Regions from separate parts of the Homo sapiens genome. Here region 1 is linked to region 2. The links are chromatin loops, found by intact Hi-C in ENCODE. Cell type or tissue: ascending aorta. All regions are shown on one strand.

Region 1 (2,500 bases), 78 kb after region 2:
GTCTCCTTTCCCTTCTCCCCAGGCTCAGGCAGGGCGGACCTAGCCACAGCAGCTGGGAGCCCACCCGTCTGCCTGTGCTTCCTTGCAGCCGTCCAGATCCACATCCTGAAGGCGGACAAGGCGGGGGACTGGTGGAAGTTCACGGTGAACATCATCTCCGTGTATAAGCAGGGCACGAGCCGCATCCGCCGCGGTGACCAGAGCCTGTGGATCCGCTCGCGGGACATCGCCTGCAAGTGTCCCAAAATCAAGCCCCTCAAGAAGTACCTGCTGCTGGGCAACGCGGAGGACTCTCCGGACCAGAGCGGCATCGTGGCCGATAAAAGCAGCCTGGTGATCCAGTGGCGGGACACGTGGGCGCGGCGGCTGCGCAAGTTCCAGCAGCGTGAGAAGAAGGGCAAGTGCAAGAAGGCCTAGCGCCGAGGCAGCGGGCGGGCGGGCGGGCGGGCGCCAGGGCGGGGCCGAGCGAGAGCGGGCGCCTTGGCCCGGCCGCCGCGGACTTGGCCCGCGAGGGCTTTCCCAGGTGGGGGGAGGGAGGGGGCGGGGCCGCACGGCGCGGGGGGCGGGACCCTCGGCGGCCCCTCCCCCTACCCCCACCCTGCGCGCTCTGGGCGGGAGCCGCGTGCACGCGGGGCGGGGTGCGCCGCCGGCCGGGCCCTGGAGAAATGACGAGACGTAGCTACCTCACGGGGCTCCTTCCAGAGCAGAGACGCGCTTCCCTGGGCCTGGGCGCGGCCGCCGTGGAGGGGCTGGGGGCAGCCTGCCCTGGGGCCCGGGGGCGGGCGCAGAATCGCACAACTGGGGCCCCAGGCGCGGGGCGTGGATGGCGCGGAGACGTGGACGGGAGGAGAACTGTGAATTCTCAAGCCCGTAGTGTGGGCGGGGCGCGGAGCACCCACCAAACCACCACCCGACACGCAGCCGACGGGATCCCCCCCTTTCTCCCCGGCCCCTTCTAGCAGTTCCCCGCGGGCCACCTGGCTGTCACAGCCTGGACTCCTCCATCTGAAGGGGCCTGGCAGCATTTGGGGAGTGGACAGCTCCTGTCCAGCCAGCATGCCCCAGGCGGCCTCTGTCTCCACTGCTACCTGCTGAGTGGGTCCTACTGGGTGGGGGCTTGGGGTCGGTGAGTGGTTCACCTGTGGAGAGAGGAGAGGAAGCCCCTGCTGCTGCCTGTCTCTGCCCCTGCCCCTGCCCCTGCCCAGCGTGGGGCTGGCCCATCCGGAAGGCAGTGGGCCCAGGGACACCCCTGAGAAGCCCAAGCCGGGTGGTCACCGCCTCATGCTGGAGCTGCCTGTTGGAGGAGGCATCGCAAACGCAAAACCTCCCAGAGAGTTTCCTTTTGGAAACTTGGAACCAGCCCTTTTTATGACGTTTTCCAGGGGGAGGGGGAGGGGCACTGGCTGGGTTTACGGCAGTGACACTATTTATGTAAATGACATCAGCTCCCGCAAGGCCCCTCAGCAATGTCAACAGCTGGAAAGGGCCTGAACGGGCTTGGAGTCTGCAGGCTGCGAAGGCACTTGGGCCTGGCTTGGGGCCGGGGGCTTGTTTGAGCTGGGATGGGGTTTGCTGGCTCAGTGAAGTACCAGAGTGCCTGAGCCATGGGTGGGCAGGGGCACAGGAATGACCAGGTTCCTGGGGGCCAAGGAGGCCATGCTGGCTTCTCCAAGGGAAGGCACAGAGGCTGCCGGCCTGCCCCCTACAGCTGTCTTGGGTCTGGCCTGGGCCACACCTTGACCGTGCCTTTCCAGACGGTCTTTGTGGAGTCTGCCCGTGCCCTCCACTGTGCCCCAGCCCTCCTTCCAAAATCTCCTAGAGACACGGTCCTCAAGCAGGCAGCCCCTTTTGTTCTGACCTCCTCACACAGGGTCCATTCCTGTGCCCTGGGGCCTCCTGGCTCCCTGCCTTCCTGGGCTCTCTGCACTGCCCGGGCCTCTGGCCCACATCCTCACACCCGGCGCACTGAATTAAGAGGCCTGGCTCCCCTCACAGTCAGGAAATTGGTTTCACTTTCCCGGCCAGAGTTTGGCTGCTCAAAAGGGTCATACCAAGTATGAAGCTCGGCCCCCGGTGGTCTGGCTTCCCTCCGCCTTCCCCACATTTACCCGCATCACGGCTGCCATTTATTGAGCACCTGCTGTGTGCCAGGCACTTTACCCACATGCTCCCAGTGTGTACTCATGACAACCCTGTGGGACAGGGACTCATTATCACCAGCAAGGAGACTGGAGTACACGTGCCCAAGGTCATGCTGCAAATTGGTGGCAGGACTGGGGCTCAAACTCCAGAGCCCGACTTTCTGACCAGGGGCCACGCTGGCCCTCACTGCACTCCAGCTCTGCAGCCTACCCGCCCAATCCCTGTGCAGGCTGGGAGGGTGCTCTTGGGGGAGTGGCCACCGAGCCCCTGGCCCTGGTTACTGCCTCTTGAGGACACTGGCATCTGGGCTGGAGAACAGGAGCCCGGGGTGGGGTAGGGCATGGGGACAATCACATCT
Region 2 (2,500 bases):
GCTGAAGGACGAGACAGGACCAGCTTATTTGGAGCCCTGAAGGCCATGCTGAGTGCTTTCGACTTGATCCTGATGGGCGCCCTCAGATTGGTGCTTAGAAATCCTGCTCTGGGCTGAGTGTGGTGGCTCACGGCTATCATCCCAGCACTTTGGGAGGCTGAGGTGGGAAGGTCACAAGGTCAGGAGTTCAAGACCAGCCTGACCAACATGGTGAAACCCCATCTCTACTAAAAAGACAAAAATTAGCCTGGCGTGGTGGTGTGCACCTGTAATCCCAGCTACTTAGGAGGGTGAGGCAAGAGAATCGCTTGAACCCGGGAGGCGGAGGTTGCAGTGAGCCGAGATCAGGCCACTGCACTCCAGCCTGGGCGACAGAGAAAGACTCCCGTCTCAAAAACAACAAACAAACAAAAAGAAATTGTGCTTCTGCTGATCATGCTGAGGGGAGCCTGTGGGACTCAGCTCAAGCCACAGGGAACCTGAGGGCAGGATGGTAAGGAGTGAATGATGTCGGGCAGGTGACTCTGGGTTCAAGTGGAGACCCCAGACCTGAAGCTGGAAATACTGATTTGGGAGTTGGGAGCACAGAGATGATGAGTGGTGAAGGAGACAGATGGGGAGGGTGTGGAGGTGGGCAGGGAAAGGGAGCTGAGTCCTGAGCAATGCTCATGGGGAGGGAACAGGTGGAGCAGAGCCATAGCTGACAATGTGGGGGTCCTCTCCCCAGAGCAGGGCTGGGCAGCCTCCGGAAGCTGGACAGGTTGAGGTGGGAAGAACGATGGTGTGCAGGCCCCAGAGTCCTCGGTGGACGAGGGGGAGGGGGAGAAGGGGAGGCCAGGCTGGCAGCAGGGGCCTCAGTAGTTTGCTCAGCTGCTACAACAAAGTGCCACGGGCTGGGGGCTGAAACGCTAGACGTTTACTTCTCACAGTTCTGCAGCCTGGAAGTCCAAGATCAAGGTGTTGGCAGGGTTGGTTGCTCTGGAGGCCCTTCTGCGTGGCTTGCAGATGGCCGCCCTCTGGCAACGTCCTCACGGGATCTCTCCTCCGTGCACATGCGTCCCTGCGTCTCTCTGTGTCCTCATCTCCTCTTCCTACAACGACACAGTCATACTGGCATAGGGCCCACTCTGAGGGCCTTGTTTTAAGACTCTGTCTCCAAATATGGTCACATTCTGAGGTACTGGGGGTCACGGCTTCAACATAAGAATTTTGGGAGAACCTTAGCCATGTATTGTTACGTGCCCAATAAATGCTTACGGGTACAAACAGGAGGAGCCGAGGAGGAGCTCCTGGAGCACAAGTCTGCCTGCCTGGCTCTGCTAGTGGAGAAGGGAGGAGTTGAGGGGTGGGGTTTCTTTTGACGCTCTTGGGTGCCTGTCCTCCCCGCGCCCCTGCGGCTGACACCTCTCTCTGTCTCCCCCTGCAGCCTGTAACTGCAACCTGCATGCCCGGCGCTGCCGCTTCAACATGGAGCTCTACAAGCTTTCGGGGCGCAAGAGCGGAGGTGTCTGCCTCAACTGTCGCCACAACACCGCCGGCCGCCACTGCCATTACTGCAAGGAGGGCTACTACCGCGACATGGGCAAGCCCATCACCCACCGGAAGGCCTGCAAAGGTGGGCTACACGTGGCGGGGCGGGGGGCTGGGGAGACCCGGGGAACATCAGTCCTCCCGCTCCCTCCTCGCTTCCTTTTCTATTTTCTTCCAGTCTGTACAAATTGGCGTTGTCTGAGGTCATCTCTCTCTCTTTCTCTCTCTGTGACACACACACACACACACACACACACACACACACACACGCCTCCCTGGTATTTGGAGGTGTAAGCCAAAACAAAGGGGTGATGGAGACATGGCTCAAAGGAGAAGAAAGGAGAAGGTGGGATCCCCTACAAGGGTGCAGGGCTGCGGCCGCCAACACCTCTCCCTCCCCTCCCCCTCCTGGGCTTCTCCTCTGCACAGGTGTGCTGCATACCAGAGGGCTGCGAGTCATGTTCGCCAGGCTTACCGTTGGGACAAAGGACTCTCTTTCACCAAATGCACGCAGACTCACTTCTTTGGATATGTGCGCACCGCCCCTCACTCCCCCCCGAAACACACACACACACACACACACACACACACACACACACACACACGTACAGTCACAGCGGAGTCGGCAGTTTCAGGGGCAGGGTCTCAGAAGGAACATTTAATCCATCTGCAAATAGCTTTACTTCTCAGGACAAAAAAAAAAATTAAAAGGAGACGGGAGACTATTTTCGTCCACTGAAGCAAGCACTAATGTTTTAACTTTCTGCTGTTTGTTTTTCTCGTACCAACAAAAATGAAGCAATGGTCAGATGATTCAGAGAAGTTGATGAAATGCCAGAGAATTCAGTGATGCTGGAGGGTGAGAAGCGGGGCCCCCCCCACCCCACAAAATCTTTTGGGAATTCCAGGAACCAGGGCTTTCCTGCTGCAAAACTTGTGGCCTAAGGTCAGGGCCTGCCATGAACATGGC

The links. Hi-C counts contacts between places; a loop is a spot of excess contacts. Peaks named below come from ENCODE experiments on the same cell type or tissue, not always from the same donor. Only the 100,000 strongest peaks of a DNase experiment are listed, where the experiment ranks them.
Region 1: a loop joins it to region 2, with 2.9 times the contacts of the local background. A loop is called at or near these places in 5 of 110 quality-filtered maps.

What each region holds. Positions count from the first base shown.
Region 1 is chr17:9,239,552-9,242,051 of GRCh38, forward strand. NTN1 (netrin 1) reads left to right here. Exons shown (of 7, transcript NM_004822.3): 7 at 89-2,500. The coding sequence ends at 417. Among named protein-coding and RNA genes, the nearest start is that of NTN1, 220 kb to the left of the region's middle. RefSeq lists a silencer at 432-881. In ascending aorta, no CTCF peak of the experiment used is centred here; DNase peaks (open chromatin) are centred at 360, 850, 960, 1,380 and 1 weaker place; H3K4me3 peaks cover 2,250 bases; H3K27ac peaks cover 2,408 bases.
Region 2 is chr17:9,161,387-9,163,886 of GRCh38, forward strand. It overlaps NTN1 (netrin 1), which reads left to right. Exons shown (of 7, transcript NM_004822.3): 3 at 1,427-1,615. Among named protein-coding and RNA genes, the nearest start is that of NTN1, 140 kb to the left of the region's middle. In ascending aorta, a CTCF peak has its summit at 1,433; DNase peaks (open chromatin) are centred at 1,115, 2,072 and 2,425; H3K4me3 peaks cover 1,550 bases; H3K27ac peaks cover 2,500 bases.